2 separate regions of the Homo sapiens genome follow, and region 1 is linked to region 2. A link is an interaction called in ENCODE POLR2A ChIA-PET data of the cell type or tissue named here. Cell type or tissue: MCF 10A. All regions are shown on one strand. Links, peaks and the distances in the headings refer to the core of each region. The heading gives the core; the rest is flanking DNA. Region 1 holds the start of GOSR2 (golgi SNAP receptor complex member 2). Region 2 overlaps ITGB3 (integrin subunit beta 3).

Region 1 (17,125 bases), core at 9,713-14,712, 390 kb before region 2:
AAAAAGGAGCAGAGGAAATTAATACATTTTATTTAATCCAATACAGATGAAAAATATCGTTTCAACATAAAACATAAATGTAAGCATATTAATATTTTACCTTTTTACCTTTTTCTGTACTGTCTTCGAAAGCCAGTGTATGCTTTACAGTGACATCACATCTCGATTTGCTCTAGCCACGTTTCAAGTACTCAGGAGCTGCATGTGGCTAACAGCTAGCGTATTGGATGGCACAGCTCTAGACGCTGTGGCTTGGGCCATGGCAACAGCACCTTTATTTTTTGTTTAACTTTTCTTTTAAGTTCAGGGGTACATGTGCAGGTTTGTTATATACGTAAACTTGTGTCAGATATTAAGCCTAGTATTTATTAGTTATTTTTCCTGATCCTCTCCCTCCTCCTCCCACCCAGCACCTTCCTTTCAACAGAAGAAAATTCCAGATGGAATGCACAAGGTACAGTGGGTTTGGAGGCATGGAGAAGCCGGTAGAACTTCCTCCTTGGAGGCTTTCAGTCTGGACTGGGCTGCTCCTCCTCCTGGCAGGCTGAAGGCAATCTAGCTGAGAGTATGGCTCCTGAGCACTGGTCCCAGGCCTGGGTTCTAGAATGTCTCTGTCTGCAGGGCTCACTTGCTGCTGTGTGTGTCACCCGAGAGGCAGCATAGAGTAGGAAGGGGGGCACTGGATGGGGGGTCAGGACATTCAGGTTCCAGCTGGGCTCTGAATTCTGCACAATCGGGCAGATCACATCCCTTTCTGGGCCTCAGTTTCCCTGTGGGCAAATGAGCAGGAAGGCAATTACTCAATACCCCCATCTCCCACTCTCCCCTTGAAACCCCAAGGACTCATTGAGTGGCATGGGTCGGGATGATACAGGATCTCCTGCATGCTCAGGGCAAGTCCTGTGGCGCTCTCCTGGGTTGGCACTCTTTGCCACCTGCCAAAAACAACCTCCGCTTCCACACTGGCCTGACACAGCTGGAGTCAATTCACTGATATTTACTCAGCCCTCCAGTGTGCCAGATCCTCCGAGTGCCGCTGCTCTAGTGACTCTCACGGTGGGGTAAGGCATCCTCACCCCACATGGAAATGGAGTAATTCCTGAAGATGTCCTCTTAGCCATCACCTGTCTAGCTTGGAGTAGTTGAGCAGATTCATGGAAAGACATATGCACCTCTTTGTCCTCAAGAAGCATATGATCCAACCTGGAGACTGATTATGTGTGGAAAGTCAATACTCCAGCAAGGTGAATGCCAAGAACAATCAAGGCAAGGGAGTGGAAAGGCTGCCACAGGCTGAGTGGTCGGGAAGGCTGCTGGAGGAGGAGCTGGGATCTGAGCCAGCTTGGAAGCGGGGACAAATCACTTCAGGGAGCCAGCAAAGGCACACAGGTGTGAAAACACACAGTGTATTAGAGCACCCAGCATAGGATCCATGACTTGAGCCCACGGTCAGCTCATGCAGTGCAGGGAAGCAGAGGCTCCAACTTTGGGAGGTAGAGGTGGGTTGGTCTGGGGAAGGCACGATTCCAAGCTAAGGAAGCAGGAGCAGGGAGCCACTGATGGTTCCTGAGCAGGAGCATGACATGCATATGGCGGTGCCAAGGCAGGTGAATGTGAAGGCAGGATGCTTGGAGAGGAAGGTGGGTGCAGAGGGAAATGGCCAGGAGCACCTGTGACAATCACTGTGACAATAACACTCAAAATGGAAAGCCCTTTCATGCCCCTTCTCATTTAATTCTCTTTCAACTCAGTGAAGTACATAGAATGGGTAGTATTGCTTCCTTATTAAAGATAAAGAAAATGAGTTTCAGAGGAATTAATTGATGTGTCCAAAGGGACCAGCTTGGAGAATCAGACTCAGGCTTTGTGTCTAAAAATACTGAACTCTTTCTACTATCCCACATCTTAATGGTCCAGGAAAATGGGGTCCCAAAAGGAGACAGAGATAACCAAAGAAGGCTCCCCAGAGGGGTGAAGTACATTGAGAGGAGAGTAGAACTCAGATGATCCAAGCATCCCTCAGAACTCTTCACACTTCAATACTGACCTGGTGTATCTGATCCAACTGGTGCTTACATGCCCAAGGTAGGAGTCAGTGAGGCCTAAATTTAGGTCTCAGCTGGCCATCAGCCTGCTGCATAGCTTTGGATGTTTTACGTAACCCGGCTGAGTCTCAGTGTTGTTTCTCATCTGCAAATTAAGATAGCTGGGCACTGTGGCTCACGCCTGTAATCTCAGCACTTTGGGAGGCCAAGGTGGGTGGATCACCTGAGGTCAGGGGTTCAAGACCAGTCTGGCCAACATGGTAAAACCCCGTCTCAACTTAAAAATATAAAAATTAGCCGGGCATGGTGGCACACGCCTGTAGTCCCAGCTACTCAGGAGGCTGAGGCAGGAGAATCGCTTGAACTGGTAGGCAGAGGTTGCAGTAAGCCGAGATCACGCCACTGCACTCTAGCCTGGGTGACAGAATGAGACTCCGTCTCAAAATAAATAAAATAAATAAATATAAATTAAGATACCTGGATATGAGGAGCTCGTAAGGAATGAATGAGATCATTATTAGTGAGAGCCCAGAGTGACCAATCTCTCAGCCAGCCCCTCAAGTCTACACTAGGCCAACCCCCATCGCTTGATGTGACACACAAGTCTGTTCCACACCCACGATTGACCAGAAGACCACCATCCTCCCCCTGCAGCTTCCCCTAGCCTCATGCCACCTCTGCCTTCCTCACACCTCCTCTCCTGCTGTCCCAAGGATGTGCACACCTACTCCCTGCTCCGTATGGCCCCAAAGAGCAGCGGGTGCAGAAGGCATTTCTCTAGTCTGGGAGGGCTTCCTAGAAATGCTGCTGAGCCCTGCGAATGCCTAATGACCATGGGAATCATTTAGCAAGAGAAAAAGCCAGACCTTTGCCCTGGCCCAGCTCACAGGTGATGGGGTTAATCGGGAATTCTTTCCCTCCTCAGGGCTGCTGGTAGGGGTCCAGCTCCCCGATGACCTGGGGACATATTAGTCAGTGATAAGTGGGGCTTTCCAGCCCCTTTTATCCTGTTTACAATACACTGGTTTTCCTTAGACAAAACCCTCCTTCCCTGCCTTGCTCCTGGCTGTTATGGCTACATGAGACAATTTGCTGATGGACTCTCTAGGGAGGACAACTTCCTTGGAGTCCCCTTCCCACCTCCTGCAGCACCCGGGGCAACATCCCCTCTACTTGGTGGGTCCTGGAGGGGGCCACAGATGCTTGTTTTTCTCAGCTCATTGCAGCCTCTGAATTCAGAAGTGCCACCCTGTCTGCTCAGCTTTAACCCAAGGGGGTGAGGAGAAATCCAGAGGTGACAAGATGATGTTTCCCTGGCTTTGGGGTGGGAGTGACTGGGGTCATTGTTGCTGTCCAGAGTGGAAGCCATCAGAGGTGTCCTGTTTATCTGTGTGACTCGGCCCTCTTTGGGTCACAAAGGCCAGATGATCCAGCAGCTACCTGGAGGGTGGTTTATGACAGCAGCCTGGTCCTAGTTCCCTTCTGCCACCAACAAGCTTGGCCAGCTTAGGCAGGTGAGTTAATTTCTCTGAAGTTTAGTGTCCTTGTCTAGAAAACTGGCATGGTGATGCCTGTCCTGCCTCCCATGAGGCGGATGGGAGCACAGAACGAGCCACGGCTGTCCCAGTGCCTAAAGGGGAGGCACTGTATTTGGCACTTTGCACTGATTCCAGGTGACGGCTCTTCCAGCAAGAATGGCTCCACCGCTAAGGGCAGTTTTTAATCGCCTAAAAGCCGACTTCCAAATAATTCTAGATTTCTGAAATGCCAAGCAGGTAGGATACTTAGGCGAATAAGTTAATGAAACGGAGTCCATTTCCAGGCAACAGAAGTTTCACAAGCACCTACCTCACACCGGGCACTGAGCTGGATACCAGGAAATGCAGGGATGTAAGACACATCTTCCACCCTCGGGCTAGTGAATGGACAACTGGGACCCCTGTGACGAGTGCTGAGAGGGAGCACCAGTGCTAAGGAAGCATGGGGAAGGGGTTCTAGCCCAGCCTAGAGGTTGGGGCCATGCCCCAAGGAAGGTGAATTCAGAATGGGACTTGAAGAATGAACAGTAATAGCTTAGGCCTGAGACAGAGGGAAGGGTGTTTGAAGCACAGGGAACAGTGCATACAAAGGCCAGAAGACACAAAGACCTTGTGAGGAGAGCTGCAATTATTCTAGTTAGGATGGCGGAAATGACCAGGATGAGGCCAGTACCGAGGGCTCTGTCTGCCACGATGAGGATATTACTGTGTTCTCTAGACACCAGGGTGCCATCAAAAGGCTTAGCATGGCAAGGCACCAACTGTGTTTCATTTTTTACTTTTTTATTTTTATTTATTTTGACAGAGTCTCACTCTGTCGCCCATGCTGGAGTGCAGTGGCACGATCTCGGCTCACTGCAGCCTCTGCCTCTTGGGTTCAAGTGATTCTCCTGCCTCAGCCTCCCGAGTAGTTGGGACTACAGACATGTGCCACCATGCCCGGCTAATTTTTGTATTTTTAGTAGAGATGGGTTTCACCATGTTGGCTAGACTGGTCGCAAACTCCTGACTTTGGGTGATCCGCTTGCCTCGGCCTCCCAAAGTGCTGGGATTACAGGTGTGAGCCACCGCACCCAGCCTACTCTGTGTTTTAGAAAGATCTTTTGGGGAACTTTGAAAAGGATGATTGAAAGTGCAGGGGGTGGCTGAAGAATGATGTGGGCATCTCGATGCACTCTCATATTTTAGTAAGGGAAGTGGGACATAGTCACAGCTGGCCCCAACGGTGCAAGGTGGCATGTGAGCATTGGCACAGGTGGGACACAATAGCGGGGCGGCCAGGAGGAAAAATAATCCGAAAGTGCGCTGGGAAGGGGAGTGACCAGGCCAGGAGAGTAGGGGGGCCACTAATAGTTTAAGAGAAGGGATAATAGAATTATCCTATTTCGGCTGGGCGCAGTGGCTCACGCCTGTAATCCCGGCACTTTGGGAGGCCGAGGCAAGTGGATCACCTGAGGTCAGGAGTTCGAGACCAGCCTGACCAACATGGTGCAACCCTGTCTCTACTAAAAATACAAAAAAATTAGCCAGGCGTAGTGGTGCATGCCTGTAGTCCCAGCTACTCGGGAGGCTGAGGCAGGAAAATCTCTTGAACCCGGAAGGCGGAGGTTGCAGTGAGCTTAGATCATGCCACTGTACTCCAGCCTGTGGGGCAGAGCGAGACTCCACCTCAAAAAAAAAAAAAAAAAAAAAAAGGAAAAGAAAAAGGAAAGAAAAGAAACTCTTTGCCTTAGCCAAGAGAAACCACACAGATTGCCTCCTGGGTCTACCTATACCCATTCCAACTTTATCTCACTGCCTGCCAGGAATGCCCTGTGCCTGCCTTTCCATACATCCTTGTAGTTCAAGGTCCAGCTGAAATCACATCTACTCTAGAAAGTCTTCCTTTGTCATAATAATTCAAAGGGATCTTTCTTTCCTGCATTCTGATAGAACTTAATTGTCCTTACTACTCATTACACACTCGTACACTGTCTTGCACTGTTATATTTTCATAAGCCCTGTACCCTCTCATCCCAACTACATGAGAAACTCTTTGAGGTTGGTTATCTATTGCTGCATAACAAACTAGCCCAAAAGTCAGTGGCTTAAAATTCATCCATTTTACTATATCTCTTGATTTTGTGGGACAGGAATTCAACCAGAGGCTCAGCTGGGCAATTCTATTTCAGATGGAGTCTACAGAGGTCACACAGTAGGATTCAGCTGACAGATAGACACAGAGGGTACGATATGGCTTTGCCCACATGTATGATGCCTTGGTGGGAATGGCTGGAAGACTGGACTCAGCTGGGAATGGTAACGGGAGCCCCTACACGTGGCCTTTCCAGCATGGTGGCCTCAGGTTGCTGGGCTTCTTCCATGATGGCTGGGGCTCCCAGAGTAAGTGCTGCAAGAAGCTGAGTGGAAGCTGCAGGGCTTCTTATAACCTGGCCTTGAAAATCCCAGAATTTCACTTCTTTCATATTCTGTTGGTCCAGGAAGTCATTAAGACCAGCGCAGGTTTAGAGGGAATAAAACTAGACTCCACCTCTCAATGGTAGCAGTAGCAAAGAATATGAGATCATCTCTATTTTATTACACAATTTGCCCTAAGACCTAGGCAAGCAGGGTCCCTAGCTCAGGCCCCAGGCCAGATTCTCAGGGGACCCCACACTTTTGAGTGCTCTTCTTGAAATATTCTAAGTTCTCTTCAGTGGCTGGGATCATCCCAGTTGGTTTCTCTTCAGAGTACTCTGTGACCCACCTCTTGATCTGTGTGGTTGGCCAAATGCCCTGAGGCGGTTCAGGGCTCATGCCTATGGGGTTGTCCAGGGCAACCTGACAAGTAGATTGCTTCTGCTGACCAGCACAGTATTTATTTTATGGCATTGAACAATACTGGGCCACTAGAATGGTACTGATTGGCTAATTTGGGGTGATTCACATTGGATATATGAGTTCAGAACTCTGGGCTACTAACAGTTCACCACCAACCCTTGAGGTTGAGCCACCTGTGTGGGTCAATGCCCTGGCTCTCACCACATTTATGACCACAGTGCCACCTCTGACATGACACAATAATGAGAGTGGATGCATCCTTTAACCTGACTGCTGGGGTACCCCACCTCCAGCTGGTACAAGGTGTTCACCCCTCTCCAAGGCTTTGCAACACATGTCAGGCAATCCTCCAGAAGTGGCCACGCCTATCTTCTCCATTCAAGACCATTATGCTGTAAGGCCAACCAGCTTTTACAATCAATGTCCTCTCTTGCCTCTGATCAATATAGTGATCTCATGAGATACTGGGTTGGTTTTAAGCTGTTCCAGGTGAGGGCCAGATGTTCCTTACATGAATGGAACTTCTCTTCTTGCTCCACCCATGGGCCCTGAGCCTATCCACTCCCTCCCCTGACAACTGATTTCAGTGTGTGGAAGGCAGGGGTGCAGTCAACACTGAAAGAAATCACCTTCTAGGAATTCAGTGATTAAGGCCTAAAGAACTCAAGAGAAGATGTGGTTGGATGATATATTGTTGTAAACATACATATAAAACTCTGATCGGCGAAATTTTATTCACATTTTTCTGCATACTCTAAGCAAAACTTGCCATTGGTGTCATCACTAAAGAAGCACAGGAACAAACTTTGAGTTATGAAGCCAGTATTTGTACGTAGAGTGAAGAATTGTGCAGCATCATGAGTAATGATGTAACCAGCATTAAATAAATGGCATTATCAACACAACCAGCTGTCTTAGTCTATTTTCTGCTGCCATAATAGAATACCACACACTGGGTAATGTTTAAAGAAAAGACGTTTATTCAGCTCACAGTTCTGGAGGTTGGTAAGTCCAAGAGCATGGCACCGTCATCTGGTGAAGTTCATCCCATGATGGAAAAGTGAAAGGCAGAAGTTAGTACATGAAACAGACAGACAATGGCAGCCAAACTTATCCTTTTATCAGGAGTCCACTCCTGTAGTAACAACATCAATCCATTCATGAAGGCTCTGTCCTTGTGACCCAATTGCCTCCCAAAGGCCCCACCTTTCAGTACTGCCACAATGGCAGCCAAGTTTCCAACATATGAATTTGGGGGGGACACATTCAAAGCATAAAATTCTCCCCCTGCCCCCCAGCCAAATTTATGTCCTTCTCACTTGCAAAATGTATTCATTCCATCCCAATAGTCCCAAAAGTCTTAACTCAATCCAGCATCAACTCAAAAGCCTGAAGTCCAAAGTCTCATCTAAATCAGATATAGGTGAGACTCAAGGCATGATTCATCCCAAGGCAAATTCCTCCAGCTGTGAGCCTGTGAAATCAAAACAAGTTATCTTTTTCCAAACTACAATGGTGGTACAGGCATAGGATAGACATTCCCATTCCAAAAGTGAGAACTAGGCAAGAAAAGAAGGGTAACTGGTCCCAAGTAAGTCCAAAACCCAACAGGGAAAACAACATTAAGTCTTAAAGCTAGAGAATAATCTCTGATTCATGTCCCACTCCTGGACATGCTGGGAGGCTGGTTCCCCAAAGCTTTGGGCAGTCCCACCTCTACAGCCTTTCTAGGCTCGGTCCATGCAGCAGCTCTGATGGATTGAGTCTCCTGCCTACAGTTCCCAGGCTGGAGTTGCATACTGGTAGGACTACAGTTTTGTGGTCTTGGAGATGGCTCCATTCCCGCTGCTTCACTAGGCACTGCCCTACTGCAGACTATGTGGTGGCTCCAATCCCACATTTCCGCTTGGCGTTGCCCTAGTGGGGACTCTCTGCAGTACCAGCTTTAAATAAATAGCATTAGGAACTGGAGGGGCAAAGAAAGCTACATAGGCCAATACAAACAGGTTCTGAAGAGTCATGGTATTTGAATAACAATGTTGTTCCCCTTTTCTCATGTAGCCAGAAACTAGTGAGAAATAGCACATTTGACAATAACATAAAGAGATAGTTCCTGGACCCAGACAGAAAGCGATGGTGCCTGAACACTGTAAAGAATATTCACATGCACTTATTAGACAATAAACAAATATCTAAGTACTTTTCTCTACTAATTATTCTAAATCTTTGTTGTTAAATCACTATTCTTCACGAGTCCATGAATTTTATAACACAGTTTTGTTTGTTTGTTTGTTTTTTGATACGGAATCTCGCTCTGTCGCCCAGGCTAGAGTGCAGCGGCGCGATCTCAGCTCACCGCAACCTCCGCCTCCCGGGTTCAAGCAATTCTCCTGCCTCAGCCTCCCGAGTAGCTGGGACTACAGGCACGTGCCACCATGCCCAGCTAGTTTTTGTATTTTTAGTAGAGAAGAGGTTTCACCATGTTGGCCAGGAAGGTCTTGATCTCTTGACCTCGTGATCCGCCCACCTTGGCCTCACTAAGTGCTGGGATTACAGGCGTGAACCGCCGCCCCCGGCCTATAACACAGTTTTTAATCAAATTGCATATACAGACTGGGCCCACAAAAACATTTGCTTGGGGCTCCACAAAACCTAGATACAGTCCTGTCAACGTGATAGATAAATAGGTAGGTATGTAGGTATTAGGTTGGTGCAAAAGTAATTATGGTTTGCCATTAAAAGTAATTGCAAAACCACAATTATTTTTGCACCAACCTGATAGAGATATAGCAGGCAGACACACACACACACACACACACACACACACACACACACACACATACAATTTCCCAGAGCACTACTCACCAATGAAGTACTAATGAAATAGCTCCCCCTGAACCACAAGGGTCATTGGACTGCAGCTCCCTCCCTCCTACAGAATGAAGTCCAAGCTCCTTAGACTGACTTGGCCACAAGCTACCTTTCTGGCCTTGTCCTTTGTCTTTTTGTGCATTATGTTCTAGTAACTTCAAACTGCTTGTAGTTTCCCCTGCACATCATATATCTTTGCTTTTGTGTACGCTGTTTCCTCTTCCTGGGATGTTTTCCCCACTGGCCTTATCTTCCAAGATTCAGTTTAGGTATCATCTCCTCTTTGAATCTCTCTTGAGTCACCAAACTGGGCTAAGTGTTCCCTCCTTGTCATCCCACAGTTCCCAATTACTGTACCCCACACTCACCACATAGGATTCTAATTATCTGTATAGATGTTTACCTCCCAGTATATTAAAGAGCTTCTATGGTAAGGTGGTGTCTTACTCATCTTTGTATATCAGCCCTTGCATTGTGCTTGACACACAGTTATCAGCTCAATGAATCTATAATGTAGGATGATTTATGGAAGGAGACCAATGGACTAAGTCAAGTGGACTCTGGTGAGCCTAGAAAACGTTCTAGTAAAATGAAGGAGAGGCTGGAGGGTAAGTCATGCCAAGAGAATATCAGCAGTATATATCAATTATCCAAGTGGTTTAGCCATACAAGAAAAAGAAAAAATGGGATATAAGTTAAAAATGCAGTAAGCTGGAGAGTGGCATTTTCTTCTATTTAGAGGAAGGCCTAAATACGTATAAAGACTTAAGAGACTGAGAGGCAGAAGGGAGATCTTCTGGACTTCAATTTCCTTATCTGCCTTATCCACCTCCCAGGGATGCCATGAGACCCAAAGGAAAACAAGACATAGGCATGAAAATTATTTGAGAAATTTTTTACATTACTATCCTCTGATAGATTTTTCTGATAGCTTCCAACTACCCGCAGAATAAAAATCTATAAAGAAAAACCCAATCTGACATTTAAGATTTCCTGGCCAGGCGCAGTGGCTCACGCCTGTAACCCCAGCACTTTGGAGGCCAAAGCGGGTGGATCATCTGAGGTCGGGAGTTCGAGACCAGCCTGACCAACATGGTGAAACCCTGTCTCTACTAAAAATACAAAAATTAGCTGGGCGTGGTGGTGGGTGCCTGTAATCCTAGCTACTCGGGAGGCTGAGGCAGGAGAATTGCTTGAACCCAGGAGGCGGAGGTTGCAGTGAACCAAGATTGCACCATTGCATTCCAGCCTGAGCAACAGAGCGAGACTCCATCTCAAAAAAAAGAAAGAAAGAAAGAAAAAAAAATTCCTATGATCTCGTTCTAACCTTTCTTCGACTACTATTATTGCCCCAAACACCCTGAATCCAGCCAGAGGAGATTCATGTTCTTTCCTTCTGTTTGCCTTTGCTCAAGCTATTCCCTCAGCCTCAAATGCCCTCCTCTTCATCTCTACCAGGCAGACACAATAAACATTTTCAGAGTGGTTAGTATATACAAGACACTGTTAAAATTCTATTGATTCTTGAAGGTCTTATTCATATGCTATTTTGTCCATGAACCGTTCTTGCCCTTCCCACGGAAATGGTACTTTGTATCAATTGTAGCATGTATTCTACTTAATAATGTAGCTTGAGGGTATGATTAGTTCTCCCAACAGACCATGAGAGATATGGGAGGTTTTAGGGCTGTGTCTTGCTTGTGTTCCTATCTCCAGTATCTGTGCATGGTACATTGTAGATGCTCAATTATAGAAAAAGTGAAAAAAATAATTTTAGGAAAAGAATGTACATGGGTGGACAGTCTCTTGGGACACAAAACTGGGTGGGATCCAGGATCCAGGAAAAGAGAAGTATCAACTTGTCCAAGAAAAGAATGTCTCCTGCCTTGGGAGGAATAGTAGATAAGCTTGGAGGATGGAAACGGGATAGCCTATGTGGAGACAGAGAAGTGTCCAAACCCAGTCCCAGCTCAAATGCCACCCCTTCATTAAGTCTCTCCTAAATCTCCTCCTAGAGACGACCCCCAGCTCAGCTCAATCTCTTTGGATTTTCTACCTTCTAGAATGTTTGTCTTGATAAATAAAATTCATAGAAAGCCATTGGTTTGGACTGAGCTCCTGCACTAGGCGCAACAGGCCAAACCAAAATAGAGTCACTCATGCTAAAGTTCCAAGCCACAAAGCCAAAATTAAGCTGCTCATCTGACCTTAGGAGAAATCAGAAGAGAGGGAAAATAGCCATATCCCCATGATAAAGGAAGTCCCTTCTGCCTTAACCAATACAAGTAAAATAACTTTGAAACTTGTTCTTTGTTTCTGCTTTTTTTTTTCAGCCCTTTTCTGTCTATAAAGATAATCTCCTCTGCTCAGCTCATCAGAATACTCATTCTATTTTATAGAATAAGGTGTTGCCTGGTGCTAGAATCGCAAATAGCCAGTTAAGATCTGTAACTGTGTTGTATTAAAGGAGAGAAGGTTAGCACTCCCTTTGACAAGGATGGAAGAGGCCCTTGGGCCTGACAACACGCATACGGTTAAGGCATTACCACCTACTTCGTGGGATCTAACCATCGTTTTTGAAATGGTGCTGGGAAAACTAGCTAGCCATATGTAGAAAGCTGAAACTGGATCCCTTCCTTACACCTTATACAAAAATCAATTCAAGATGGATTAAAGACTTACATGTTAGACCTAAAACCATAAAAACCCTAGAAGAAAACCTAGGCAATACCATTCAGGACATAGGCATGGGCAAGGACTTCATGTCTAAAACACCAAAAGCAATGACAACGAAAGCCAAAATTGACAAATGGGATCTAATTAAACTAAAGAGCTTCTGCACAGCAAAAGAAACTACCATCAGAGTGAACAGGCAACCTACAGAATGGGAGAAAATTTTTGCAATCTACTCATCTGACAAAGAGCTAATATCCAGAATCTACAATGAACTCAAACAAATTTACAAGAAAAAAACAAACAACCCCATCAACAAGTGGGCGAAGGATATGAACAGACACTTCTCAAAAGAAGACATTTATGCAGCCAACAGACACATGAAAAAATGCTCATCATCACTGGCCATCAGAGAAATGCAAATCAAAACCACAATGAGATACCATCTCACACCAGTTAGAATGGCGACCATTAAAAAGTCAGGAAACAACAGCTGCTGGAGAGGATGTGGAGAAATAAGAACACTTTTACACTGTTGGTGGGACTGTTAACTGGTTCAACCATTGTGGAAGACAGTGTGGAGATTTCTCAGGGATCTAGAACTAGAAATACCATTTGACCCAGCCATCCCATTACTGGGTATATACCCAAAGGATTATAAATCATGCTGCTATAAAGACACATTTACATGTATGTTTATTGCAGCACTATTCACAATAGCAAAGACCTGGAACCAACCCAAATGTCCAACAATGACAGACTGGATTAAGAAAATGTGGCATATATACACCATGGAATACTATGCAGCCATAAAAAATGATGAGTTCATGTCCTTTGTAGGGACACGGATGAAGCTGGAAACCAACATTCTCAGCAAACTATCGCAAGGACAAAAAAACAAACATTACATGTTCTCACTCATAGGTGGGAACTGAACGATGAGAACACTTGGACACAGGAAGGGGGACATCACACTTCGGGGCCTGTTGTGGGGTGGGGAGAGGGGGAAGGGATAGCATTAGGAGATATACCTAATGTAAATGACGAGTTAATGGGTGCAGCACACCAACATGGCACATGTATACATATGTAACAACCCTGCACGTTGTGCACATGTACCCTAGAACTTAAAGTATAATAATAAAAAATAATAAAATAAAGAAAAAAAATCTATAACTACATTTCTTGTAATTTTGTCTTTTGAGAGTATACATATCTTATTTCCTTTCCCAGACCAGAACCTCTTTGAGGGCAGGAGGAACCCGGTTTTCCCTACTTTACACATGACACATAATAACCACTCATTCAATGTAGGTTTACTGGATGGATAAATAGGAATGGGGGGTAGATAGGCGGGAGAGTGAGTAGACAAATGCGAAACAGGAAAAGCTTGCGCCAGGAAAAACAGTGAAGAGCGAAATCTCCAGACCCCCGATTAAATGGTTTAAAGTGAAGCCAAGCAAGAACCTCCAGTCCTCTCTGCGGCAGAGAACAGCAGATGATAGCGGCTCGCCTTCAACTTTGCTCTGAGGACCTCTCGTTAGTATCCCGCGATTGTCCTTCCTAACGCCTGACTGAATCCTGAGGCTAGCCTTCAGCGAACATGTACACCGCCTTGCCCTTCACGTGAAGCCGAGCCTGTGACTACACTTATCCTTCCGTCGCCGGCCTCATTTCTCCTTCCCCTTCTCCGATCTCGCAACCACTGCTAGTAAGGCGCGCGTGCGGGCAGCCCTGGCCGGCAGGGGAGGGAGGGTCCTGCGACCGGAAGCCGGAAACCGGAAGGGGGGCTGTGAGGACGTGTTCCGAGGAAGCCAGAGCCGGAGCCGTGGCCTGCGGGGCCGGCGACATGGATCCCCTGTTCCAGCAAACGCACAAGTGAGGGCCGGTCGGGGAGCGGGCAGGGGCTAGACGAGGCGAGGCCAGGTGAGCCTGGCTTCTGGGGCTGAGGCCTCGGACGTCAGCCAGGGTAGAGGCCGAGTTTTTCCGCCAGGGCACTGCTGGGGATGCCTCCGAAGTGCTTAATCCTTGGCGGGACTCCCAGGTCAGCCACAGACAGTGGGTTCAGGCTGGGGCCTGGAGACGTGGGGCAGATGACTCCTGGGGTCTGCAAGTTCGTGACTACCTGCTGGGTAGACTGGGTGACGGGAAACTGGCACCTGCAGGTTATAAAACTTTGTCCAGCACTTGTCAACTCGGTGCTCCTGGTTGGTAGACCTCGAGAGGAGACACGGAGTAGGAGACACGGCCCCTGGCCGTAGGAGTGTACTGTTTAATTGGAGAGTCAGGGCACGTACGGGAAAGTATTTGTATTCTTATTCGATTTATACTAAAGACCACATTTTTATGGTACAAAGAAATTGCTGTCCACGTAGCATTCACTATTATTACTTGTTAATCGTATCTGGTTACAGGTTATCGCTAAGAAAATCAAATTGTAATTTAGTTTCTCATAACTTAAATTCCTTGGTAGTGTCCTTTATTCGCATCGTCCTGCACTTTCGGAATTGCTGAGATACGTAGTTGAGTATTAATGGGGCCATACTTACCCTATTTTTGGGGGCGGGGGGCAGAATTATGATTTTTACCCTGTTTTGGAGGGACGGAATTTTATGATTTTTATTTTTTATTGTAAAATATACACAACATAAGATTTACTGTTTTAACAATTTTTAAGTGTACAATTCAGTGACATTGAGTACATTCACAACTTACATCACTACGATCCATTTCCAGAACTTTTTCATCATCCCAGTGTGCCTGTTAATCAGTAGCACTTCATTTCTTCCTTCCAGAACACCTAGTAACCTCTGTTTTACTTCTCTCTATGAGTTTACCTATTCTAGATACTTAATATAAGTGGAGTCATACAGAATTTGTCCTTTTGTATCTGGCTTATTTCACTTAATGTTTTCAGGGTTCATCTATATTGTAGCCTGTTACCAGAATTTCATTCTGTTTTATGACGGAATAATATTCCGTTTTATGTGTCTACCACATTTTGTTATCCATTCATCTGTTGATGGACACTTGAGTTGTTTCCACCATTGGGCTGTTGAGAATAATACTGCTATGAACTCTGGTGTAGAAGTATCTGTTTTAGTTTCTCTTCTCAATTTTTTGAGGTATATACCTATCCTATTGAGAACTTTCAAACTTATGCTGTAGTTTTGTTGATTAAAACACTTAAAATCACACTCCCAAGGCCTGGAAATGAAATGCCCTGAAGCATGAGGAATAAGAGGGTGATGATCCTCTTTCTCTTTCATTTTCTAAGTTTATGGGTTTCTTTTATTTTGGCGATGAGGTGTTTCATTTGGACAGGCGAAAATACAGAACCTACTTTGTAATGACAGAATTTTCTTTTACACTGGGGAGCCCTATTCTCACATAAACGTTATAGGAAGGGACTTAAAACTAGTCTGTGAGTAATTTAGAGAAAGAATGAAACGAAATTATGTTCATGTTACTAAGAAAGGGCCTATCTTTCACAATAGCAGGGCACAATGGGCATAGTAGTGCCTTGAAGTTAATCTGTTATGTATGGTCTTATCTAGTTAATTTAGTTAAAGGATGTTGCCAAGAAGGCCATGACCCATTTTATATTCAAGAATAACTTTATTTAGAGAGTCTTAGACTACCTGTTTTCAGTGCAGCTAATCACAGAGAAAACTGCATGGCTCAGAAGAGGAATTCTAAATGGTACCCCAAACAAGGTGTGTGGAGTGTAGATGCTCTGTAGGCCTCCAACAATGCACCCTTGGACTCTAGCAGCTTGCCAGTTTTTTCTATTAAGGGCCAGATAGTAAATATTTTAGGCTCTGTGGGCTATACGGTCTCTGTAGTTACTACTCTGCTGTTATATTGGGAAAACAGCCATAGACAATATGTAAACTAATTGATGTACCTGTGTTCCAGTACAATTTTATTTATCAAAACAAGCAGTGGGCCAGCTTTGCCCCACAACTATTAGGCCCTCTGCTACCCCGACACTCATTAATTCATTGAATATTTATTGAGCACCTACTATGTGCTGTGCACCATTCTCAGTGCTGGCAGCACAGCCCTGCCCTCGAGGAGTTTACCTTCTTTTATGCTGCAGTATCTTGTCTATCTTTCCTCTCCAGTGCTGAACCAGGAGTGGGAGTTCTGGTTCTAGACCTCCTTACTTTATTTTTCCTCATCTGTAGAATGATATTATAATTTGGGCTGGTTAAACTGTAAGGCTCCTTTCAGTTCCATGATAACAGAACTGATGACTGAATGACTTTCACAAGAAACACGTGGAGTCCAGTGAGCACCAGCAATGAACTTTCGCAACTGCAGAAATTAGTGATTGTAGCTGAGTTGACACAACAGTAGCTGAACTTATTAATTTTACTGGAACTTTGAACCCAGTTTGTGATTATCTCTTGCCGTGTCACTGAATACATTGAGTACATTGGAATTAGATTGACATATTAAAGTTACTTGAAAACTCCTGAACCTACCTGAACAATGAATGAATGAAAATAATGAATGAATGAAAACAATAAACATTTTACACTTAAATGTTTAATTTAGATGAACTTTATAGAGGAGCTAATAGCCAGGCTTCTATTTTTGAGATCCCAATGGTTGTAAAGGTGACCACATTTGTCCCCTATGTAGTCCAAGATCAGTCTCCTGTCCTGGACCTTATCGTATGTCCAGGACACAAGAAGCACTACATTTAACAAGCTCCCTAGGTGGTTTTGATGAGCAGGTAGGCTTAAGAACTGTTACCTTATCTCAAGACCATTTTTTTTCCTGAACAGCGGAGCTTAAGAACTATTACCTTATCTCAAGACCATGTTTTTCCTTTATAGATTTTGCCCTTTAATGAGCGAAATGTAAAGGCAAAGTGAGTGAAATGAAAATGACCAGATTGTTGCCACTACTTTTAAGTAAAGTTAACAACAAACTTACATGATGCTGTGTAGGTTACACAGCGTTTTCATGTTCATCATGGTCAGAGGCAGCCTGGATGCAAAGTGGATGTTATGGGGTGGTGGGGGGCGGTGAGTAGTTTCATGAACTTTTAAAAAGCACTTCCATTAAAAAATTCTTCCTAGATCTTCTGTAAACCTTTTTTAAAGACGGCTACAATGACCCTGGCTTATTTGCTACTATTTCTCTGCTTTGTTATATTATCACCCA
Region 2 (14,450 bases), core at 3,811-8,810:
GAAACACATTTCAGAGAGAGCCACAGTAAGACACAGCCAGCCAGTCAGCTTCCTGGTGGGCGTGTTATAGAAAAGAGTCAGCTCTCTGGGCCTTTTGGCTAATATCAGAAGTAGGGCTGGGGTGAGGTTAGCGATTTGGGGATTGAGTTTGAAGAAACAGTTTTTCCTCTGGAGGAGATTAGGCTTGCTATGATTAGTTCAGAGAGGAGAGGCTGCTGAGATATTATTTTTACCATCTACACTAGGTGGGTATTACAGGCTAATTGATAAGCAGTTCTGTACCTCCACCTCCCCTCTACCTGTGGTATTATAGTACAGGGAAAAGAGTGTGGAAATAAGCATATTAAAATAAATGCTTATTTATAGGGAATTTTATAGCTTGTAAAAGTTATAAAGTATCTTTCATATACATTATCTTATTTTTCTGTCAATAGCCTAGTGAAGTAGAACTACAGTACTATTCTCATCTTCATTTTGAGTCTCAGGAAAGTTAAGTAACTGGCCCAAGCAAGGGAATGGCAAATTAAGATAAGAACTAGGTCCTGAAATCCGTACTCTTTTCCCTGTATTATAATACCACTGGTTTTCTGAAGGGTTGTTGAGTTCAAGTCTGCAAGATGTGCTTTGAGACTCCTGTTCTTGTTCTGCTTCATCACTCATTTGCTGTGTGACCTGGGTACATTTGCTTAATTTCATCATGTGTCAGTTTTACTCATCTGGTTTCATCAGTATGGGGCACAGTGCAGCTAGTGGAGGGTAACCCCTAGTATCTTTGCAGAATAACAAACTTTAGAATTAGAAGAGATGAAGTCTACAAAACACGGTGGGAGTCAGAGAAGAGAGGATAGCTCTGGGGAGGTATACTGGATCAGAAACAGAAATGGAAGAAATAGAACAGCTGCATAAGCAAACTATTAAGAATCACTAAGCAAGCAGAGAAAGGAAAGAGAGGGAAGAGTACACCTACTATATGTTAGGCACTGTTCACTTTATGCTGTTTAGTTCACCGACCTTGTGAGGTGGGGGTATCATTTTCTTTTTATAGATGAAGAAAGACTTGATGAGGTCAGGTAACTTACCCAAGATCACACAACGGGTAGGTAGTGAAGCCAGGATTTGAATTAAATTGTGTAATACTGTTATATCATGTCCCTTTCAGAGGAAGGATTAGGAACCAAAAAGGGCCTATGCAGTACAAAATACATCAGTGAGTGTCAGTGAGTGGCAACTGCCAGACACAACAGCCACCTTGAATCTAGGCATCGTGCACATGAGGCACAGGGTTTCCTGTCACATACTTCCCTGGAAGTCCTGTGATAGGGGTTTGGAGTGGTCCCATCTTCCAGTAGTTGTCTCACTTTTTATTCCTCCATTTTCCCTACTCCCAGAGGACACTGGCAAGGATGCAGTGAATTGTACCTATAAGAATGAGGATGACTGTGTCGTCAGATTCCAGTACTATGAAGATTCTAGTGGAAAGTCCATCCTGTATGTGGTAGAAGAGCCAGGTGAGTGAACCCTGACGGCTCCCGGCCCTGCCCCAGGAGGGAGAGGGAGAACCATGTTAGGCAGGAATCTCTACTCATCGAAGCTGTTAAGCAAAACAGGTTAAGCCTGCAAGTGATAAGTTAGGGGCCAGGTGTGGTGGTTAACACCTGTAATCCCAGCAGTTTGGAAGGCCATGGTGGGTGGATCGTCTGGGGTCAGGAGTTCAATACCAGCCTGGCCAACATGGTGAAACCCTGTCTCTACTAAAAATACAAAAACATTAGCCGGGCATGGTGGTGCATGCCTGTAATTCCAGCTCCTTGGGAGGCTGAGGCAGGAGACTCACTTGAACCCGGGAGGCACAGGTTGCAGTGAGCTGAGATCGCGCCACTGCACTCCAGCTTGGGCAACAGAGTGAGACTCTGTCTCAAAAAAACAAACAAACAACAACAACAACAAAAAAAAACGATAAGTTAGGGACCGTCATCTGGGTGAAGGGCATTTATAAATACAAATATTATCAAGAAAGTGACTTGTTAATTGAGGAGACAGGAAAATCAGAAAGCAGGTAAGGAGAAGAAGATAGATATGGATCTCATTAATGGACAAAATATATCACGCATTTTTTTGAGGCAATGATGTCAAGAAATAAAGAATTTAAATTTTAGGACTTTACAGCACATGGCATCTGCACTATTAAAATTGAGATGGTTGCCAAGAGCAACTTGACTGTGCTTCAGAGGAAGGCCTGATGGTTAGAGGTGTTACCTTTCCAAGTTTACTGCAGGATGTAGGGATAGGTTTGAGGCACTAAGGCAAGGCTGCCCTGAACACTGAAAGTACAGTGCCTTCTGGGAGCAGGAGGAATCCATCCCATCATACACAGACCAGCCACAGGTTTGTCACCAACCAATGCTGTCGATCGCTTGCTTCCCTTTAACACCTTCATGGCCTTTGTTCTCCTTAAACAACAGGTTAAGATGAATTATTAGAAAACATTTTTGAGTATTCACTGCCAGTAGACCCCTTCCCCCACATTAGGAGAACAGACCCCAGATCCATAGACCCACGTTTCCTATCTTTTTTTTTGAGATAGGGTCTCATTTTGTTGCCCAGGTTGGGGTGCAGTGGTGCGACCTTGGCTCACTGCAGTCTCAACCTCTTCGGCTCACACAATCCTCCCATCCCAGCCTCCCTGGGACTACAGGCGTACACTACCACACCTGGCTACTTTTTAATTTTTATTTTTTTGTAGAGATGAAGTCTCACTATGTTGCCCTGGCTAGTCTCAAAACTCTGGGACTCAAGTGATCCCCCCGCCTCAGCCCCCCGCAAAGTGTTGGGATTACAGGTGTGAGCCAACACACAGGGCCAACATTTCCTATGTTGTTGCTCTGGAATTCTAGGCTCCGCCTCCCTGCTCATCTCCCAGCTCCAATCATTTCCTGGCTTTGAGTAGAATGTTGCAGCTGGGGCCTCAGACAGTGGGGGAGATGATTCTCTTTCTCTTCCCCAACTCATGCTCTTGCAGATGCTCTCTTTGAAGGGCTAAGCCACTATAGGGCAGTAAAGACAACACTGCCAAAAGTTTTGGCATTGGCCAAATGGAATTTAACCACATGGAATGGGCTCTTGAGCTGGGCTCTTATCACTCCCAGATGGGGTTACCAAATAAAATACACTAGGTCCCATGCAGTATTTGGTACACAATGATAGTAAAAAATAATCATTTATCTGAAATTCAGATTTGTCTTGGCTTCCTGCTTTTTTTGTTTTGTTTTTGTTTTTGTTTTTGTTTTTGTTTTGAGACAGAGTCTTGCTCTGTTGCCCAGGGTGGAGTACAGCGGCGTGATCTTGGCTCACTGCAATCTCTGCCTCCCAGGTTCAAGCAATTCTCCTGCCTCAGCCTCCTGAGTAGCTGGGATTACAGGCGCCCACCACCACACCTGACTAACTTTTGTATTTTTAGTAGAGACAGGGTTTCACCATGTTGGCCAGGCTGGTCTTGAACTCCTGACTTCAAGTGATCTGGCTGCCTTGGCCTCCTGAAGTGCTGGGATTCCAGGTGTGAGCCACTGCACCTGGCCAAGCATCCTGTGTTTTTGTTTGCTGAATCTGCCAACCCTACCCAGACTTCTCTGACCTTGGGTCATTTGCCATTGGTCCACCGCTGTGGCTGGAAGGGCCCTCCAGAGGTCACCTGATCTTGCCTTCTGCTTCCAGGAAACCCACCCCAAACTCCTTTCAGGACACATGGTTAACAGATTGTTTTCCCCTAAAGACCTCCTGGCACCCTACCTGCCCTGCCCATACTAATGTGCAGAATTAAAGAGATTTTACTTTGATAATTGAGGGTCAGCCCTACCCAAATCTTCCAGAGAATCCATAATTGTTTTTCCCAGAACTGGGGCCCTTCACTCTTGGGAACTTGAACACTGGAACCTCACAGCCTCTCTCCAGGCACTCATTTAATTATAGACAGGTTGTAATTTGGCGGGTTGGGAGATAGCCAGCTTGAGTTATGGTGGTGGTTGTTTTTGTGGTGTGTGTGGTGAGCATTGGGTATATGTTTGGCGAAGAAGGTGGGAGACAGTGTGGAAAGTGGGTGTGACTTCCTCTCCAGGCTCATTAGCACCCTCATATATAAACACCTGGTTTCATAACACTTGAGGTTACTGGAATAAGATCACCTATTAGATACCTGACATTTGTGGGAAGCAGAGCTCTGCAGAGTATACTCAGCCTGACCCCCAGAGGGGTGACATGCCTCTGTTTTAGTTGTTGACTGGGGTTGAACAGGAAGGCAGCTTTCAATAGGGTTATGATTTTAGATGACTAAGTATTTTGGGAAAGAACCCAAAATATTGTCTTGGCTGGCAGGTCCTGGTCTCTAAGAATGCAAAAAATGTCATTAGGTTCACAGCCCTCAGGAATGTAAATATCTGAACCAGGATAACAGACACAAATACTTACAGTGGCTAAGGAAGCAAATAAGTTAGTGAAAACAGCTGGGTGTAAGAAGATCCGTTACAACGGTAGCTGATATTTACTGAGCACTTACTCTGTGCCAGGCATTGTTCTGAGTTTTTAAGATATATTTAATTTAATCATTCCTCATAACAAGTTTCTTTTAAAGTCAGTGCTATTACTATCTTCATTTTAAAGATGGAGAAACAGGAAACAGACATTCAGAAAGGTTAAGTAATTTTCCAAAGATCATGTATAAAAGTTAAGTGATAAGTCAGGATTCAAACCCAGGGAGTCTGGCTGTAACATCCACAGGAGCGCAGACACACCAACAAGTCACACTGCCTTCCTCTAGGAGAGAGAAGGGAGAGTGGTGGGGATTCTGGTAAACTAGAAAACATGAGTTCCAACTAAAAGGAGCAGCTCCTCCTCAGCTCTAGCTAACTGCTGCTCTGCAGGAATATAAGAATCTCTCTCTTTCTGTATTTCTCTCTTTCTTTCTTTTGAGATAGTCTCTCCCTCTGTCATCCAGGCTGGAGAGCAGTGGCACGATCATGGCTCACTATGACCTTGACCTCCCAGGCTCAAACGATCCTCCCACCTCAGCATCCTGAGTAGCTGGGACTACAGGCATATGCCACAATGCCTGGCTAATTAAAAAAGACAATTTTGTAGAGGCAGAGCCTCACTATGTTGCCCAGGCTGGTCTTGAACTTCTGGACTCAAGCTGTCCTCCTGCCTCGGCCTCCCAAGTGCTGGCATTATAGGCATGAGCCACTGGGCCTGGCCTGGATTTTCTTTTTAAAGAGACTAATATGAAATTTTAGGGGGAGAATCTCCTGATTATTCAATATTGCCAATAAAGTCAATTTTTTATTTCTTATTCATTTATTTATTTATTTATTTATTTTGAGATGGAGTTTTGCTCTGTTACCCAGGCTGGAGTGTAATGGTGTGATCTCGGTTCACTGCAACCTCTACCTCCCAGGTTCAAGTGATTCTGTGCTTCAGCCTCCCAAGTAGCTGGGATTACAGGTGCTCGCCACCATGCTAGGCTAATTTTTGTAGTTTTAGTAGAGATGGGGTTTCACCATGTTGGCCAGGCTGGTCTCAAACTCCTGACCTCAGGTGCTCTGCCCACCTTGGCCTCCCAAAGTGCTGGGATTACAGGTGTGAGCCACCACACTCGGCTTTTTATTTTTAATTTTTTAAAAAACTTTTATTTTTGCTTTAGGGGTACATGTGTGGGTTTGTTCCGTAGATAAACTGTGAGTCATGGGGGTCTGGTGTACCTATTATTTCATCACCCAGGTAATAAGCATAGTGACTCATAGGTAGTTTTTCGATCCCCACCTCCTCCCCGTCTCCACCCTCAAGTAGGTCCCAGTGTCTGGTGTTCTCTTCTTTGTGTTTAATTTTTAAAATAAACACTTGGGTGAACCCCCACACAAAGGTGTGGCTGGGTTCTGTCTAGGGGTTACCAGGTCTAGACTTCTGATTTGAGCCACTCAGTGCAGATTATTGCTGTCCTAATGATTGTCTCCTTAAAAAAATTAATTTTTGAAAACTGTCCTATTTCCTTCAAGGACCTTAGTTACTTTGTCAAGAACACCTTTTTCATAGCCAGTTCAAGTGACTCCTGCTTCATTCACAACCGCCCTGCTCTGTGCTTCTTCCTCACAGAGTGTCCCAAGGGCCCTGACATCCTGGTGGTCCTGCTCTCAGTGATGGGGGCCATTCTGCTCATTGGCCTTGCCGCCCTGCTCATCTGGAAACTCCTCATCACCATCCACGACCGAAAAGAATTCGCTAAATTTGAGGAAGAACGCGCCAGAGCAAAATGGGACACAGTAAGAGACGGGGCTGGGCGTTTTCTAAAGTCATTGGTCTGAGACTCTTAAGTGGAAGCAGCAGATGCTTTGGGTGGTCATGTTCAGCCAGTACCATCGTCTTTCCATTATCCTCTGTTCTGGAAACTGGGAGAGATGGTCTCACTATCCCCTTGTCCTTCAGCTTCCTTCAGCCTCTTAGAAATAGTGGCAGGATGTCATTCCATCTCATTCTCTTCTTTCTCCTCAAATAAATGGTTACTTCCAGGCTGGGCCTGGTGGCGCGTGCCTGTAATCCCAGCACTTTGAGAGGCCAAGGTGGGCAGATCACTTGAGCTCAAGAGTTCGAGACCAGCCTGGGCAACATGGTGAAACCCCGTCTCTATTAATAATATAAAAATTAGCCGGGTGTGGTGGTGCATGCCTGTAATCCCAGCTATTCGGGAGGCTGAAGCAGGAGGATTGCTTGAACCCAGTAGGTAGAGGTTGTAGTGAGCTGAGATTGCACCCTGCTCTGGGTGACAGAGCAGGACTCGGTCTCAAAAATAATAATAATAATAATAATAATAATAAAATAAAATAAAAGGTTACTTCCAAATCAGACTCTACTCTTTTATCCTGATTTATTCCAATTAAATAAGCATTTACTGAGAACTTTCTATATACTTAATCTTACTCTATTCTCTTTTGGCTCTTCTTTCACATTTCAACTTTTTTCCTCGACCCTCCAAATGGCTATTTGACTCCCCAAATGTCCAGAGTTAGGCTGCAAGTTTGTTCCCATTTGATGTTGACCCCAGAGCTTTATACTCAAGGGTCCCAAGAAACTGAGATGTTTCTGTTAGAACAGTGTGGAACATCCTGTACCTATGAGGCCCACAGGAATGTGTTTCTTTCTCTTTTTTTTTGGAGACAGAGTCTTGCTCTGTCACCCAGGCTTGAGTGTAGCGATCTTGGCTCACTGCAACCTTGGCCTCTCAGGTTCAAGTGATTCTCCTGCCTCAGCCTCCCAAGTAACTGGATTACAGGCGCCAGCCACTGTGCCCAGCTATTTTTTGTATTTTTAGTAGCGACGGGGTTTCACCATGTTGGCCAGGCTGGTCTCGAACTCCTGACCTCGTGATCACCCGCCTCGGCCTCCCAAAGTGCTAGGATTCCAGGCGTGAGCCACTGCGCCTGGCTAAGAATGTGTTTCTTGAAGCTACCATTATAGGATTTGTTACTTTCTGTTGGAAAATAGTTTGGGAAACCTAGTGAGGGTCTTACTTTTTCCTGATAACATGACAGTTTGTGGATAGTGCTTTCTCTTTCTCTCCCCTCCTCTCCCATTCCCTCCCCTCCCCTCCCCTCTCCTCCCCTCCCCTTCCTTTTACGCTTCCTCCCCTCCCCTTCCCTTCCTCCCCTCCTCTCCTTTTCTTTCCCTTCCCTTCCCTCCTTCCTTCTTTTTTTGAGACAGGGTCTCGCTCTGTCACCCATGCTGGAGTGCAGTGGTGCCATCATGGCTCAATGCAGCCTCCATCTCCTGGGCTCAAGTGATCCTCCCACCTCACCCTCCCAAGTAGCCAGGACTACAGGCACACATCACCGAGCCAGCTAATTTTTGTATTTTTTTCCCTTGTAGAGACAGGGTCTCACTCTGTTACCCAGGCTGGTCTAGAACTCCTGGGCTCAAGTGATCTTCCTACCTTGGCCCCTAAAAGTGCTGGGATTATAGGCATAAACCACCATGCCTGGCCATGGTTAGTGCTTGGCCAGATTAGATGAAAACAAATTAATAATTATTTGAGCAAAAGCTTTCCTCTGTGTTCTGAATTGCACCTGATACATTTCTGTCCCTTGTCCACATCTCCTATCACTGTCACAGGGAATGGAAAATAGGAGAAGGGCAAAAGAGACGGGGACACAGGGGTGAAATAGGAGAGGTTCTATCCCCGAATGCTGTGGAATCACTGAAGAGTGATAGGCTGAATATAGCTCCTTAGAAATAGTGGCAGGGAACAGGTGTGGTGGCTCATGCCTGTAATTCCAGCACTTTGGGAGGCTGAGGCAGGTGGATCGCTTGAGCTCAGGAGTTTGAGACCAGCCTGGGCAACATGAAGAAACCCCATCTCTACAAAAAAATGCAAAAATTAGCCAGACATGGTGGTGTGTGCCTGTAGTCCCAGCTACTTGGGAGGCTGAGGTGGGAGGATGTCTTGAGTCAGGGGAGGTGGAGGTTTCAGTAAGCCGAGATTGTGCCACTGCACTCCAGCCTGGGCAACAAAATGAGACCCTGTCTGAAAAAAAAAAAAAAAAAAAGAAACGGTGGCAGGATGGCATTCTACCTCATCTCCTCCTGTTATTTCCTATCAATTCCCATGCCAAGAACTAAAGTGTGAGCAAAATGAACATTATTCTGTTTCATTGATGATGTATTCCAGAGAACGGTGCCTTGGGAAAACTTCTGAGATGAATTTTAAACATTCAGGGTAGGGAAGGACTTAAGGAAGTCACTGTAAGATGCTATTCTGTTTCCTCCACAGGCCAACAACCCACTGTATAAAGAGGCCACGTCTACCTTCACCAATATCACGTACCGGGGCACTTAATGATAAGCAGTCATCCTCAGATCATTATCAGCCTGTGCCACGATTGCAGGAGTCCCTGCCATCATGTTTACAGAGGACAGTATTTGTGGGGAGGGATTTGGGGCTCAGAGTGGGGTAGGTTGGGAGAATGTCAGTATGTGGAAGTGTGGGTCTGTGTGTGTGTATGTGGGGGTCTGTGTGTTTATGTGTGTGTGTTGTGTGTGGGAGTGTGTAATTTAAAATTGTGATGTGTCCTGATAAGCTGAGCTCCTTAGCCTTTGTCCCAGAATGCCTCCTGCAGGGATTCTTCCTGCTTAGCTTGAGGGTGACTATGGAGCTGAGCAGGTGTTCTTCATTACCTCAGTGAGAAGCCAGCTTTCCTCATCAGGCCATTGTCCCTGAAGAGAAGGGCAGGGCTGAGGCCTCTCATTCCAGAGGAAGGGACACCAAGCCTTGGCTCTACCCTGAGTTCATAAATTTATGGTTCTCAGGCCTGACTCTCAGCAGCTATGGTAGGAACTGCTGGGCTTGGCAGCCCGGGTCATCTGTACCTCTGCCTCCTTTCCCCTCCCTCAGGCCGAAGGAGGAGTCAGGGAGAGCTGAACTATTAGAGCTGCCTGTGCCTTTTGCCATCCCCTCAACCCAGCTATGGTTCTCTCGCAAGGGAAGTCCTTGCAAGCTAATTCTTTGACCTGTTGGGAGTGAGGATGTCTGGGCCACTCAGGGGTCATTCATGGCCTGGGGGATGTACCAGCATCTCCCAGTTCATAATCACAACCCTTCAGATTTGCCTTATTGGCAGCTCTACTCTGGAGGTTTGTTTAGAAGAAGTGTGTCACCCTTAGGCCAGCACCATCTCTTTACCTCCTAATTCCACACCCTCACTGCTGTAGACATTTGCTATGAGCTGGGGATGTCTCTCATGACCAAATGCTTTTCCTCAAAGGGAGAGAGTGCTATTGTAGAGCCAGAGGTCTGGCCCTATGCTTCCGGCCTCCTGTCCCTCATCCATAGCACCTCCACATACCTGGCCCTGTGCCTTGGTGTGCTGTATCCATCCATGGGGCTGATTGTATTTACCTTCTACCTCTTGGCTGCCTTGTGAAGGAATTATTCCCATGAGTTGGCTGGGAATAAGTGCCAGGATGGAATGATGGGTCAGTTGTATCAGCACGTGTGGCCTGTTCTTCTATGGGTTGGACAACCTCATTTTAACTCAGTCTTTAATCTGAGAGGCCACAGTGCAATTTTATTTTATTTTTCTCATGATGAGGTTTTCTTAACTTAAAAGAACATGTATATAAACATGCTTGCATTATATTTGTAAATTTATGTGATGGCAAAGAAGGAGAGCATAGGAAACCACACAGACTTGGGCAGGGTACAGACACTCCCACTTGGCATCATTCACAGCAAGTCACTGGCCAGTGGCTGGATCTGTGAGGGGCTCTCTCATGATAGAAGGCTATGGGGATAGATGTGTGGACACATTGGACCTTTCCTGAGGAAGAGGGACTGTTCTTTTGTCCCAGAAAAGCAGTGGCTCCATTGGTGTTGACATACATCCAACATTAAAAGCCACCCCCAAATGCCCAAGAAAAAAAGAAAGACTTATCAACATTTGTTCCATGAGCAGAAAACTGGAGCTCTGGCCTCAGTGTTACAGCTAAATAATCTTTAATTAAGGCAAGTCACTTTCTTCTTCTTAAAGCTGTTTTCTAGTTTGAGAAATGATGGGATTTTAGCAGCCAGTCTTGAAGGTCTCTTTCAGTATCAACATTCTAAGATGCTGGGACTTACTGTGTCATCAAATGTGCGGTTAAGATTCTCTGGGATATTGATACTGTTTGTGTTTTTAGTTGGGAGATCTGAGAGACCTGGCTTTGGCAAGAGCAGATGTCATTCCATATCACCTTTCTCAATGAAAGTCTCATTCTATCCTCTCTCCAAACCCGTTTTCCAACATTTGTTAATAGTTACGTCTCTCCTGATGTAGCACTTAAGCTTCATTTAGTTATTATTTCTTTCTTCACTTTGCACACATTTGCATCCACATATTAGGGAAGAGGAATCCATAAGTAGCTGAAATATCTATTCTGTATTATTGTGTTAACATTGAGAATAAGCCTTGGAATTAGATATGGGGCAATGACTGAGCCCTGTCTCACCCATGGATTACTCCTTACTGTAGGGAATGGCAGTATGGTAGAGGGATAAATAGGGGGCGGGGAGGGATAGTCATGGATCCAAGAAGTCCTTAGAAATAGTGGCAGGGAACAGGTGTGGAAGCTCATGCCTGTAATTATAACCTTCAGCTACTAAGACAGGTGTGGTGGCTCACGCCTGTGATTATAATCTTCAGTTACTAAGACAGAGTCCATGAGAGTGTTAATGGGACATTTTCTTTAGATAAGATGTTTTATATGAAGAAACTGTATCAAAGGGGGAAGAAAATGTATTTAACAGGTGAATCAAATCAGGAATCTTGTCTGAGCTACTGGAATGAAGTTCACAGGTCTTGAAGACCAATATTATTTGTCAATATGTGGGGATAACCTGTAGCTGCATTCATGAGGTAGCAAATAGCAGTTTTGGCCTGTGGGGTGAACAGCTAAACAGTGTTCTGGCATCAGATAACACGGCACAAAGGGATTGTGTCTAGCTCTTTTGGAGAAAATTTATGTCCAGTCTCAGGATCTGTGGACAATAACGGAAAACTTTGAATATTCCTGACAAGTTGCCATATTAGGAGTCAGTTCTTTACTTCTCTGAGATTCCCAGGTCATCCATGATTTTTTTTTTAATTTGAGACAAAGCCTCACTCTTGTTGCCCAAGCTGGAATGCAATGGCAAGATCTCAGTTCACTGCAATCTCTGCCTCTCAGGTTCAAGCCATTCTCCTGCCTCAGCCTCCCCAGTAGCCGGGATTACAGGCACCCGCCACCACACCCGGCTAATTTTTGTATTTTTAGTAGAGACGGGGTTTCACCATGTTGGCCAGGCTGGTCTCGAACTCCTGACCTTAGGCGATCCACCTTCCTCGGCCTCCCACAGTGCTGGGATTACAAGTGTGAAGCACTGTGCCCGGCCAGTCATCCATGATTTTAATGGGGTCCAAAGGCCTCTTTTTCTTTGTTAAGTATTCCTGGTTGAAATTTCTTTTCTTTTTTTTTTTTTTTTTGAGACAGAGTCTTGCTCTATCACCCAGGCTGGAGTGCAGTGGCACGATCTCTGCTCACTGCAAGCTTCGCCTCCCGGGTTCACGCCATTCTCCTGCCTCAGCCTCCCGAGTAGCTGGGATTACAGGCACCTGCCACCACGCCCGGCTAATTTCTTTTTGTATTTTTAGTAGAGACGGGGTTTCACGGTGTTAGCCAGGAAGGTCTCGATCTCCTGACCTCGTGATCCTCCCGCCTCGGCCTCCCAAAGTGCTGGGATTACAGGCGTGAGCCACTGCCCCCGGCTGTGGTTGAAATTTCTTAAGTGCCTTCCTCACTTCCTAACCACCTTCTCTGTTTGGGTTTGTGCAACAGTAAATTAAATGTACTTTCCAAAAAGAATTGGCCTAAGGCTGCTCAGTGCTTCCTGTGTTGTTATTTCTGTTTCCTTTGGATGAAAAGAATAGGTGTCATTGACTCAGAAATGATTATTTTAGAACAAGCATGTTTCCAAATGTAACAGAATGATGACTACTATGGGTACTGAAGCTAGCTTCAGAATCCAGAGCTTCTCTTTAGATTTTTTTGTTGTTGTTGTTGAGATGGAGTCTCGCTCTGTTGCCCAGGCTGGAGTGAAGTGAGCGCGATCTCGGCTCATTGCAACCTCTGCTTCCTGGGCTCAGGAGATTCTCCTGCCTCAGCCTCCCGAGTGGCTGGGATTACAGGCGCCCACCACCATACCTGGCAAATTTTTGTATTTTTATTTATTTTTGAGATGGAGTCTCTCTCTGTTGCCCAGGCTGGAGTGCAGTGGTGTGATCCCTGCTCACTACAACATCTGCCTCCGGGGCTCAAGCAATTCTCCTGCCTCAGCCTCCTGAGTAGCTGGGATTACAGGTGTGCATCATCACATCCGGCTAATTTTTGTATTTTTAGTAGAGACAGGGTTTCACCATGTTGGCCAGGCTGGTCACAAACTCCTGACCTCAACTGATCCGCCGGCCTCGGCTTCCCAAAATGCTGGAATTACAGGTGTGAGCCACCAGGCCCGGCCCTCTTTAGACTTAATATTTTTTAAATGAGTAGGTTATTACTGTTCTAAGAGTTTGCGGTTTTTTTTTTTTAATTGGGTATTATTTAGGAACTTGTGCAACCTCAAAAGAACAGACTGCCAGTGTAGCCTAGATTTTGTTTGTAGGAAGCATAAATGGATAAAATAATAGCTTAATGGCAAATTATTTACAGGACCATTTAAATGCCTAAATTTTATTTAAGGCAGTGGGTGTCAAAGTGTGGTCCCAAGACCAGCAACATCAATATCAGCTGGAAACTTGTTAGAAATGAAAATTGACAGGCCCCACCCCACAGCTGCTGAATCAGAAAATCTGGGAGTGGGGACCCATGATCTGTTTTAAGAAGCCTCCCTGGTGATTCTAATTCATGCTCAAGTTTAAGAACAACTGATTTAAGGAATCACATATTTAGCCTTCTTGCCTAGAAAGAACTTTATAGTAAGGCAGCTTAGTTACTATATACAGTTAATAGCAAACCTTGCCTGACATACTCAGAAGATGAAATATCCACCCACACAAAATGAAAATCTACTTTGACCTATTTTCCAGGTTAAATGATCTTGGGTATCTTGCTTTCACTCATGACCACAAATTCCCATGAAAAACTGGAAGAATAGAATCCTGGGGAAAAACTAACAGGATACTTTTTATGTGTACTAAGACACAAGCAAGGAAATATTCTTACAGAATTTATTCACAGGAGATAGGATCAAAATCTTAATTATTAACATTATCATCCTATAGGATGCTAGAATAATACTTAGAATTTTTTACTTTACAGCCAAAAGGCTGTTTAAAATTTATTGAACACCAACAGTGTGGGACTGAAGTACCTTACAGAACACTGATAACATAATCTTTGTCTTTAAGTCCTTTTTTTTTTTTTCAGACGGGATCTCATTTTGTTGCCAGAATGCAGTGGCATCATCATGGCCACTGCAGCCTTGACCTCCCAAGCTCAAGGGATTCTCCTGCCTTGGCCTTCCAAAGCGTTGGGACTACAGACACATGCCACCATACTCGGCTAATTAAATACATATTTTTTTGTAGAGATGAGGTCTCACTATATTGCCCCGGCTGGTCTCAAACTCCTGGGCTCAAGCAATCCTTCCACCTTTACCTCCTAAAGTACTGGAATTACAAGTGTGAGCTACGGTGCCTGGCCTGAGTCTTAAATTCCTAACATAATGTACATTTTTTGAGCATAATACAATACATGACATCATTAAGAGATTACGTGAACATAGACTGAGACCTTTTATGGTGAAATCTTGTGAGATTCACTATGTTTTATTTACGTCTTGGTAACTGCTGACTAAATGTCTGGATGAAAATAGAGGATCTTATGTAAAATGAGATGAAAAGCTA

The links. ChIA-PET counts read pairs that join two places held together with the same protein. Peaks named below come from ENCODE experiments on the same cell type or tissue, not always from the same donor. Only the 100,000 strongest peaks of a DNase experiment are listed, where the experiment ranks them.
Region 1: POLR2A ChIA-PET joins it to region 2 with 5 read pairs; 1 of 35 experiments calls an interaction of 5 or more read pairs at or near these places.

Annotation. Positions count from the first base shown.
Region 1 is chr17:46,909,397-46,926,521 of GRCh38, forward strand. It overlaps GOSR2 (golgi SNAP receptor complex member 2), which reads left to right and starts at 13,764. Exons shown (of 6, transcript NM_004287.5): 1 at 13,764-13,825. The coding sequence starts at 13,797. GOSR2-DT (GOSR2 divergent transcript) reads right to left here and starts at 13,475. Exons shown (of 3, transcript NR_186460.1): 1 at 13,415-13,475; 2 at 7,769-7,877; 3 at 7,361-7,435. LINC01974 (long intergenic non-protein coding RNA 1974) reads right to left here and starts at 3,405. Exons shown (of 3, transcript NR_184096.1): 1 at 3,186-3,405; 2 at 2,048-2,190; 3 at 346-770. It overlaps LOC112268191 (a long non-coding RNA gene), which reads left to right and starts at 3,431. Exons shown (of 2, transcript XR_002958114.2): 1 at 3,431-3,559; 2 at 5,716-6,120. It also overlaps a transcript of LRRC37A2 not described here and the pseudogene RNU6ATAC3P. RefSeq lists an enhancer at 13,740-14,464. In MCF 10A, for the core only: no CTCF peak of the experiment used is centred there; a DNase peak (open chromatin) is centred at 13,635.
Region 2 is chr17:47,301,333-47,315,782 of GRCh38, forward strand. ITGB3 (integrin subunit beta 3) reads left to right here. Exons shown (of 15, transcript NM_000212.3): 13 at 1,389-1,508; 14 at 6,139-6,305; 15 at 8,807-12,411. The coding sequence ends at 8,872. EFCAB13-DT (EFCAB13 divergent transcript) reads right to left here. Exons shown (of 3, transcript NR_110880.1): 3 at 2,111-2,450. Among named protein-coding and RNA genes, the nearest start is that of EFCAB13-DT, 15 kb to the right of the region's middle. In MCF 10A, for the core only: no CTCF peak of the experiment used is centred there; DNase peaks (open chromatin) are centred at 4,309 and 5,819.